2 separate regions of the Homo sapiens genome follow, and region 1 is linked to region 2. Evidence: read pairs that join two places in POLR2A ChIA-PET (ENCODE). Cell type or tissue: Panc1. All regions are shown on one strand. Links, peaks and the distances in the headings refer to the core of each region. The heading gives the core; the rest is flanking DNA.

Evidence for each region. Peaks named below come from ENCODE experiments on the same cell type or tissue, not always from the same donor. Only the 100,000 strongest peaks of a DNase experiment are listed, where the experiment ranks them.
Region 1: POLR2A ChIA-PET joins it to region 2 with 7 read pairs; 3 of 35 experiments call an interaction of 5 or more read pairs at or near these places.

Annotation. Positions count from the first base shown.
Region 1 is chr3:58,026,102-58,031,476 of GRCh38, reverse strand. All of the region lies in intron 1 of FLNB (filamin B), which reads right to left. Among named protein-coding and RNA genes, the nearest start is that of FLNB, 20 kb to the right of the region's middle. In Panc1, for the core only: no CTCF peak of the experiment used is centred there; no DNase peak of the experiment used is centred there; H3K4me3 peaks cover 368 bases; H3K27ac peaks cover 2,313 bases.
Region 2 is chr3:58,446,272-58,451,646 of GRCh38, reverse strand. The region is part of intron 1 of LOC107986092 (a long non-coding RNA gene); the gene reads right to left. Among named protein-coding and RNA genes, the nearest start is that of PDHB, 15 kb to the right of the region's middle. In Panc1, for the core only: no CTCF peak of the experiment used is centred there; no DNase peak of the experiment used is centred there.

The DNA.
Region 1 (5,375 bases), core at 67-5,066, 420 kb after region 2:
AGGTCAGCAGATTGAGACCATCCTGGCTAACACAGTGAAACCCCGTCTCTGCTAAAAATACAAAAAATTAGCCAGGCGTGGTGGCGGGCGCCTGTAGTCCCAGCTACTCGGGAGGCTGAGGCAGGAGAATGGCGCGAACCCGGGAGGCGGAGCTTGCAGTGAGCCGAGATCGCAACACTGCACTCCAGCCTGGGCGACAGAGTGAGACTCCATGTGAAAAAGATAAATAAATAAATAAAAGACACACTTTTTATAAGAAAAATATTCCACACAAAAAAAGGGGAGTGAAGAATCATATAACCACCATGGGACTGAAGAAATAAAACACTACAAAGAGTTGAAAGCCCCTATACACCTCTTCATGACTGTATAGCCCTCTCTGCCCATCCCCAGAAACCGTTATCCAAAAGTTTGGTAATGATCATTCCCCTAAAGGTTATCTGTATTTTTATGACATATGTAAAACTTCATATAAACGGTATCATAGCATATGGAAATCTCTGCAATTTGCCTTTTCTAATTTTTAACTTTTGTGGATACACAGTAGGTGTATATATTTATGGGGTACATAAGATTTTGTTGTTGTTGTTTTTGAGACAGGGTCTCACTCTGTTGCCCAGGCTGGAGGGCAGCAGCGCAACCACAGCTCACCACAACCTCACCGCAACCTCTGTGCCCAGGCTCAAGTGATCCTCCCACCTCAGCCACCCGAGTAGCTGGGACAACAGGCGCCTGCTACCACGCCTAGCTAATTTTTGTATTTTTAGTAGAGATGGGGTTTCACCATACTGGCCAGGCTGATCTGGAACTCCTGGCCTCAAGTGATCTGTCCACCTTGGCATTATGAAGTGCTGGGATTACAGGCATGAGCCACCGTGCCCGGCCCCTCCTAGATTCCTGATAGGAGTCTGGATCCATCCCCTCCAGATAGGACCCATGGGCCTCAAAAGAAGCGACTCCATCCATCCCTGGCTCTGGGAAGGCCTGATTGGTCAGAGTGGAGTTCTCACAGGAACTCTACTATGGTAAACCACAGGAGAACCAGCTTTAGGATGAAAGAAACCAACAGAGCAGAGACCCAAAAAACTTGGGTTCTTGATGACATCATTTAGATGCTGGATCCCTGAAACCCATAACTTGCTCTGCATCTAGGCTTGCTGACATGAGCCAATCATTTTCCTTCTATGTGAGCCAGTTTTCAGTTCCTTGCAGCTGAAAGGATTCTAACTGCCCTACTTCCCTCCTTGAAGTCTATTCTTGCTATCCGATTCACCCCATACACAATGTCTCAGGGCTCATGGTGCCATTTGTCTCAAACTCTGTATCTCTTCTGAGTGTCCTGGTGCCATTAGCATGTTCTAACAAAGCTGAAACCTGATATCTCCTTTGCCTCGCTTACTACCAGCCTAGAGTAATATAAACCTGGCCCTTTCCATTGGGGAAGTGTAAGATTACCCATTAGCACATCCTGACTTCTTCCCATGTCTCAGGCACTTTACAATTTAGCTCGTTAAATCTTCACACCCACTGTTTCAGATAGAAACTATGATTATTCCCAGTTTATAGATGAGAGCAGTGAGGACGGAGGCCTCAGAGAAAGCATGTACACTCAGTCAATTCCAGATTCAATCCCAGAGGTGCCTGACTCCCAAATTCTCATTCTTGGCTGGACGCAGTGGCTCCCCCCTATAATCCCAGCACTTTGGGAGGCCGGGGAGGTCGGGGGGGTTGGGATCATGGGGTCAGTAGTTCGAGACCAGCCTGGCCAACATGGTGAAACCCCATCTTTACTAAAAATACAAAAAATTAGCCAGGCATGGTGGCAGGTGCCTGTATTCCCAGCTACTTGGAGGCTAAGGCAGGAGAATCGCTTGACACCAGGAGGTGAAGACTGCAGTGAGCCGAGATCGAGCCATTGCACTCCAGCCTGGGCGACAGAGCAAGACTCTTGAGACAAAAAAAAAAAAAAAGAATTCTCATTCTTAATCACAACTTCCCTTCTCCCAAAAAACCCAACAGAAGAAAGGGGGCCCTAAGCTACCAGCAGAACAGAAAAATCAGACTGAGCTTCATATCCCATTATCCCAAAGAACACCATTCATTCCCAGAGATTAGCAGTATGAGGCTTTTTAGAGGCCTAATTCTGGTGTATATCTTGCTTTGCAGAGAGTATAGAACATGCTAATCTGAGGGGGGAAATATGAGTGTTGCAAGAGTATTTCAGGCCATTTTGTTATATCTTATCTATTTACAATTGTCACAGACTCCAAGAGAACCTAAAACTCAAATCAGCTTTTAGGAAAAGAGAAAGTTAGTTACCACTACATAAAGGGTTAAGATGGATCATTGTCATAACACCATAAAAACAACAAACAATGACACAAATTTATTTTAAGAGACAAGGTCTCACTCTGTCACTCCGGCTTCAGTGCAGTGACCTGATTATAGTTCACTGCAGCTTGGAATTCCTGGGCTCAAGGGATCCTCCTGCCCCAGCCTCCCAAGTAGCTAGGATTACAGGCACATACCACCATACCCAGCTAATTTATTAAAATGTTTTTGGCCAGGTGCAGTGGCTATCGCCTGTAATCCCAACACTTTGTGAGACTGAGATGGGTGGATCACCTGAGGTCAGGAGTTCAAGACCAGCCTGATCGACATGGTGAAATCCCACCTCCACTAAAAAAAATACAAAATTAGCTGGGTGTGGTGGTACATGCCTGTAATCCCAGCTACTTGGGAGGCTGAGGCAGGAGAATTGCTTGAACCAGGGAGGCGGAGGTTGCAGTGAGCTGAGATCATGCCATTGCACTCTAGCCTGGGCAACAAGAGCGAAACTTTGTCTCAAAAAAAAAAAAAAGAAAAGAAAAAAAAATTTTTTTTGGTAGAGATAAGGTCTCCCATGTTGCCCAGGCTGGTCTCAAACTCCTGGCCACAAGTGATTCTCCAGCCTCAGCCTCCCAAAGTGCTGGGATTACAGGCATGAGCCACTGCACCCAGCCAACACAACTTTAATGTATTTAGAGCTTCTCTAGAATCATTCTGGAATGAAATAGATTTATATTTCATGGGAAATTTAAATTAAAAAAAATTCTAAACAACTCTTATTTGTAGACCCCATGTACACATGACAGAATTTAGTCCTGTGATTTTCCTATTAAACCCCTGCAGCCTGTTCGATCTTCGTTTGTATTCAATATTCTATGACCACCTCCCCACTACTAGACCACAAGCAACCAGAAGTCAGTGAACAAGTCCCAATCCCCTCTATACTCCTAGCCCCTCTACACCCCTGGCACATGGTAATGGCTGCATAAGTATCCAAACAAAGCATCTATACATTACTACTCTGAGCTCTTGGTCACACTCAGGCACTTTGCATCACAAAAAGACGTTATTCTCTTCCCAGTTCTCCTAGTTCTTTCTCAATCCTCCTGAGCAGGTCAAGGAAAAGGCTCAATGTAGTGCTAGGTTACCTTCAACACCTCTCCATCTCTTGCTAATTTCCCTTTTTAACCAAAAGAGAGTATGCCTCATGTTGTGAACAGGCAACAGTGCTGGCTGGAATTTAATAACTGTTTGGGGTTTATTTATGGTTACCTTCCATTTACCTAGTGACGCTGTTTTTCCGTTATTATAGTGACACAAAGTCTCCTTTTCAAATACATTTGTTTTACAAGTGAGTCAACTGCAGGGGAAAATAATATTAAGTGAAAAATGAAATAGAGACAGCCGTGGGATATGGCAAAATAGTAAAGGTGGTTCCTTTACAAATGATTGAAGCTTGGGGGACACAGACCTAGTCTAGTTCTCCCATTTTATAGATGGGGCAAAAGGTTCAGGCGAGGGCCCCAGTGATGGTAGAGGTAGACCTAGGAGTAAGAGCCAGGGTCTGGGCCAGGCGCGGTGGCTCATGCCTGTAATCCCAGCACTTTGGGAGGCCGAGGTGGGCAGATCAATTGAGGCCAGGAATTCAAAGCCAGCCTGGCCAACATGGTGAAACCTCGTTGATACTAAAAATACAAAAGTTAGCTGAGGCCAGGCACGGTGGCTCACACCTGTAATCCTAACACTTTGGGAGGCTGAGGCAGGCGGACCGGGCCACCGCACTCCAACCTGGGTGACAGTGAGCCTCTATCTCAAAAAAAAAAAAAGAATTAGCTGGGCATAGTGGTGCACGCCTGTAATCCCAGCTACTCAGGGGGCTGAGGCAGGAGAATCCCTTGAACCTGGGAGGCGGAGGTTGTGGTGAGCCGAGATCGCGCCACTGCACTCCAGACTGGGTGACAGAGGGAGACCCTGTCTGGAAAAAAAAAAAAGAGCCAGAGTCTAAGTCCGGACATCTGCCTGGGACCTGCAATCTTGCCAAATCCAGCATGTCCTACACCTTTCCCAGAAACAGAAACGGGTCTCCAGAAGGGGAGTGGGTTAACATCAGCTGATCATACTGATAATGCCTAAATGACAGTCACCTTTAGTAGCTGGAGAAACAAAAGCCGTTGTGCAAGTGTTTTAAATTTTTGCCCCATCACATGGAAAAAGTACCCAGGCTGACGAATTTCTTCCCATCATTAAAACATAAAGATCTGCATTAGTCACTCAGTGAAGTAAAACCCACACAAATTCTACCTTTGGGAAAGGTGTTGGGCGTTCCCTGGCTACACCAGAGATGGCCTAAAACTGACATTTGGTAGCGCTGCAGTATTAGAAATCTGGCCCAATTATGAACAGCAGGCAGCTGGTGTCCAAGGAGTAACTGGGGGAAGTACACGGTTCATGCAAGACACAGACAGATTCCTTCTATCCATCAGGGCAAAGACTAATACTCGCCAACTCCTCAAGAGAACCGAAAATACTGGCCCCCAACCTCCCATATCCATTCCTGTCCCAGGAGCCACAGAATTCCCTGTTGGCAGCCTCCTCTGTCACCCTAGCCCAGCGACTTTGATGCTGTTTGTACAGGGCATAACCCAGAAGTCCAGTTTCCAAGCACTAACCACTGTAAAAATATTGTCGCCAGCTCCATGACACCAAGTTGGATAGTGCGGGGGTTTACCACCACACCCAGGGCAGCAAAAATTTTGACAGATGGCAGGCAGCCCCACCATGACCCCAGATGCCAAAGAGCTAGGAGGGAAAGTGCTGCCCAGGGCCAAGGCAGGGACGAGTCAGACTCCTGGGGGATGGGAGCAGCTGGCACAGCCACCCTTTACTCCAGGTTGAAAGCACACAAGGCAGTCAGCACAGCCTCAGCCTCATGGAGGATGTAACCCTGGCAGTCCCCCACCTGTCTCTCCATCTCCACCCTCCTCCAAGAAGCCCTGAAAAGAGAAGCGGTAGCCCATGGCATTAACGTGAAGACTTATTTTTCCAAG
Region 2 (5,375 bases), core at 82-5,081:
TTGCTATCATATAGAAATATTTTTAGAGGAATGAATAAAAAAGTTAGAAATAAATTACATTGCATTTCTGTAGTTTCACTGAGTGTGCCCACTTCTCCTGCCTCCCCTTCCACCTCCTCCACCTCTTCTGCCTCTGCCACTCCTGAGACAGCAAAATCAACCCTTCCTCTTCCTCCTCCTCAGCCTACTCAACAGGAAGTGAAGAGGATGAAGACCTTTGTGATGACCCATTTCCACTTAATGAACAGTGAATGTATTTTCTCTTCCTTACAATTTTTTAAATAGCATTTTCTTTACTCTAATTTACTCTATTAAGAATATAGGGCAGGTGCAGTGACTCACACCTGTAATCCCAGCACTTTGGGAGGCCGAGGCGGGTGGCTCACCTGAGGTTGGGAGTTCAAGACCAGCCTGGCCAACATGGGGAAACACTGTCTCTACTAAAAATACAAAAATTAGCCAGGCGTGATGGCGCATGCCTGTAATCCCAGCTACTTGGAAGGCTGAGGCAGGAGAATCGCTTGAACCTGGGAGGCAGAGTTTGCAGTGAGCCCAGATTGTGCCACTGCACTCCAGCCTGAGTGACAGAGTGAGACTCCATCGCAAAAAAAAAAAAAAAAAAAGGCAGTATATAATAGATAAACAAAATGTGTTAATTGACTGTGTTACTGTAAAATTTCTAGTCAACAGTAAGCTGTTTGTAGTTAAACTTTGGGGGAGTCAAAAATGACACATAGATTTTTTTTTTTTTTTTGAGACAGAGTCTCACTCTGTCACCCAGGCTGGAGTGCGTTGGCGCAATCTCGGCTCACTGCAAGCTCCGCCTCCCAGGTTCACGCCATTCTCCTGCCTCAGCCTCCCAGGTAGCTGGGACTACAGGCACCCGCCACTGTCTCACGCATCTGTGTGAAGAGACCACCAAACAGGCGTTGTGTGAGCAACAAGGCTATTTATTTCACCTGGGTGCAGACGGGCTGAGTCTGAAAAGACAGTTAGCAAAGGGTGGTGGGATTATCATTAGTTCTAATAGGTTTTGGGATAGGCGGTGGAGTTAGGAGCAATGTTTTGTGGGCAGGGGGTGGATCTCACAAAGTACATTCTTAAGGGTAGGGGGGAAATTACAAAGAACCTTCTTAAGGGTGGGGGAGAAACAAATCACAATGGTGGAATGTCATCAGTTAAGGCTATTTTCACTTCTTTTGTGGATTTTCAGTTGCTTCAGGCCATCTGGATGTATACATGCAGGTCACAGAGGATATGATGGCTTAGCTTGGGCTCAGAGGCCTGACAGCCACCACACCTGGCTAATTTTTTGTATTTTTAGTAGAGACTGGGTTTCACTTTGTTAGCCAGGATGGTCTCGATCTCCTGACCTCATGATCCACCCTCCTCAGCCTCCCAAAGTGCTGGGATTACAGGTGTGAGCCACTGCGCCCGGCCGACACATGGATTTTTGACTGCAAGGAGGATCAATGCCCCTAATTATTCAAGTTCAAGGGCCAACTAAATACAAAAATCAACTCAAAATGTATCATAGACCTAAATATAAGAGCTAATATTGTAAAACCTTGGGAAGAAAACATACGGGAGCAGCTCCATGACATCTAACTTAAAAATTTCTCACGTATGACCCCAAAAGCACAGACAATAAAACAAAAAAATAGTTAAATTGGACTTTACCAAAATTTTAAAATTTGTGCAACAAAGGACACTATCAACAGAGTAAAAATGCGACCCAAGGAATAAGAGAAAATAATTATATCTGATAAATGATTAATATCTAGAATATATAGAGAGAGAACGTCTACAATTCACAGCAGAAAAAAAAACTATTTAAAAATGGACAAAGGACTTGAATAGACATTTCTCCAAGGAAGATATGCAAATGGCCGATACGCACATGAAAAAATACTCAATATCACTAATCATTAGGGAAACTAAAATCAAAATTACAATGAGATATCACTGCAAACACACTAAGATGGCTATTATCTAAAACAAACATATACATGGCCCGGCACGGTGGCTCATGCCTGTAATCCCAGCACTTTGGGAGGTCAAGGCAGGCAGATCACTTGAGACCAGGAGTTTGAGACCAACCTGGCCAACATAGCAAAACCCCATCTCTACTAAAAATACAAAAATTAGCCGGGCATGGTGGCGCATGTCTGTGGTCCCAGCTATTTGGGGGAGGGGGTGCTGAGGCATGAGAATTGCTTGAACCCGGGAGGCAGAGGCTGCAGTGAGCCAAGATCACACCATTGCTCTCCAGCCTGGGCAACACAGTGAGACTCCATCTCAAAAAATAAATAATTAATTTTTAAAAAATTTAAAACACACAAAGCAACAAAACAGAAAATAAGTGTTGTTGAGGATGTGGAGAAATTGAAAGCTTTTATTGTGTATGTTCTGACTCTTCCACCGACCAGTTACCCCAACCAGTCCACCCCATCTCTCTCTCTCTTTCCTCGGGCCTTTCTATTCCTTGAGACACAACAATATTGAAATCAGGCAGGGTGCAGTGGCTCACACCTGTAATCCCAGCACTCTGGGAGGATGAGGTGGGAGGATTGTGTGAGCCCGGGAGGCCAAGGCCACAGTGAGCCATGATTGTGCTACTACACTCCAGCCTGGGCAACAAAGCAAGATCCTGTCTCCCCCCAAAAAAAAAAAAGAAAGAAAGAAAGAAAAAAAAATTAGGCCAAATAATAACCCTAAAATAGTCTCAAAAGTGTTCAAGTGAAAGGAAGAGTCACACATTTCTCATTTTAAATCAAAACTTAGAAATAATTAAGTTTAGTAAGGAAAGCATGTCAAAAGCCAAGATAGGGTGAAAGATAGGTCCCTTGCATCAAACAGCCAAGTTATGAATGATAGAAAAAGCTCTTGAAGGAAATTAAAAGTGCTACTCCAGTGAACACACAAATGACAAGAAAGCAAAAACAGCCTTTTGCTAATGTGGTGAAAGTTTGCGTGGTCTGGATAGATCAAACCAGCCACAATATTCCCTTAAGCCAAAGCCTAATCCGGAGCAATTCTTAAATTCCATAAAGGTTCAGAGAGTGAGGAAGCTGCAGAAGAAAAGTTGAAAGCCAGCAGAGGTTGGTTCATGAGGTTTAAGGGAAAAAGCTGTCTTCATAACATAAAAGGGCAAGGTGAAGTAGCAAGTGCTAATACAGAAGCTGCAGCAAGTTCTCCAGAAGATCTAGTTAAGATCCTTGACGAAAGTGGCTACACTAAACAACAGATTTCCCATGTAGATGAAACAGGCTTCTGTTGGGAAAAAGATGCCATCTAGGACTATCATAGCTAGAGAGGAGAAATCAATGCTTGGTTTCAAAGCTTCAAAGGACAGGCCGACTTTTTTTTGTTTTTGTTTTTGTTTTTGTTTTTTTGAGACAGGGTCTCACTCAGTTGCCCAGGCCGGAGTGCAGTGGCAGTCATGGCTCACTGCAGCCTTGACCTCCTGGGCTTAAGTGTGATCCTCTTGCCTCAGCTTCCCAAGTAGCTGGGACCACAGGTGCATGCCACCATGCCCAGCTATCTTTTTAAAAATTTTTTGGACTGGGCGTGATGGCTCACACCTGTAATCTCAGCACTTTGGGAGGCCAAGACGGGCAGATCACGAGGTCAGGAGATCGAGACCATCCTGGCTAACACGGTGAAACCCCGTCTCTACTAAAAATACAAAAAATTAGCCGGGCGTGATGGCGGGCACCTGTAGTCCCAGCTACTTGGGAGGCTGAGGCACGAGAATCACTGGAACCTGGGAGGTAGAACATGCAGTAAGCCGAGATCATGCCACTGCACTCCAACCTGGGTGACAGAGGGAGATTCCATCTCAAAAAAAAAAAAAGTTTTTCGTAGAATCAGAGTCTCCCTACATTGCCCAGGCTGGTCTCATCTGGGCTCAAGCAATCTTCCTGCCTCAGCCTGCCAAAGTGCTGGGATTATAGGCATGAGCCACCATGTCCAGCCCAGGCTGACTCCTTTGTTAGGGGCTAATGCTGCTGGTGACTTTCAGTTGAAGCCAATGCTCATTTACCATTCCTAAAATCCTAGAACCCTTTAAAAAATTTCCACTCTGCCTGTGCTTTAATAAACGGACAAACAAAGCCTGGATGACAGCACATCCATTTACAGCATGGTTTACTGAATATCTTAAGCCTACTGTTGAGAACTACTGCTCAGAAAAAAGATCCCTTTCAAAAGATTAGTGCTTATCGACAGTGCACATGATCACCCAAGGAGATCTGTAAGACGTACAAAAAGATTAACATGTTGTTTTCATGCCTGCTAACGCAACAGCCATTCTGCAGCCATTCAAGAAATAATTTCAACTTTCAAGTTTTGTTATTTAAGAAATACACTTCATGCCGGGTGAGGTGGCTCACGCCTATAATCCCAACACTTTGGAAGGCCGAGGCAGGAGGATGGCTTGGGCCCAGGAGTTTGAGACCAGCCTGGGCAGCATGGCGAGACCCTGTCTCTACAAAACATTTAAAAATTAGCCAGGTGTTGTGGTGCATGCCTGTGGTCCTGAGGTGGCATACACCTGAGGAAGCTCAGGCTGGAGGACTGCTTGAGCCCAGGAGGTTGAGACTGCAGTGAGCTGTGATCGTGCCACTGCACTCCAGCCAGGGTGACAGAATGAGACTCAAAAAAAAAAAAAAAAAGAAGAAGAAATGCACTTCATAAGGCTATAGTGATTCCTCTGATGGATCTTGTAAATTGAAAACCTTTCAGAAAGAATTCACTAGTCTAGATGCCATTCAGAACCTTTGTGATTCCTGGGAGGAGGTCAAAATATTAACATGAACAGAAGTTTGGAAGAAGTTTGGCCGGGCGTGGTGGCAGGCGCCTGTGGTCCCAGCTACTCGGGAGGCTGAGGCAGGAGAATGGCGTGAACCCAGGAGGTAGAGCTTGCAGTGAGCCGAGATCGCGCCACTGCACTCCAGCCTGGGTGAAAGTGCAAGACTCTGTCTCAAAAAAAATAAAAACAAAAATAAATAAATAAAATAAAAATAATTTTAAAAATTAGAAAAAAAAAAGAAATTTGGAAGAAGTTGATTCTCACCTACACGGATGGCTTTGAGGGGTCCAAGACTTCGGTGGAGGAAGGAACTGCAGATGTGGAAATAGCAAGAGAATTAGAATTGGAAGTGGACCCTGAAGATGTGACTGAATTCCTACAATTTCATGATCAAACTTGAATTGATGAGAAGTTGCTTATTAAGAAAGTGGTTTCTTGAGATGGAATCTACTCCTGATGTAGATGATTGTGAACATTTTTGAAATGACCACAAAGGGCTGGGCACAATGGCTCATCTATAATCCCAGCACTTTGGGAGGCCAAGGCAGGTGGATCACTTGAG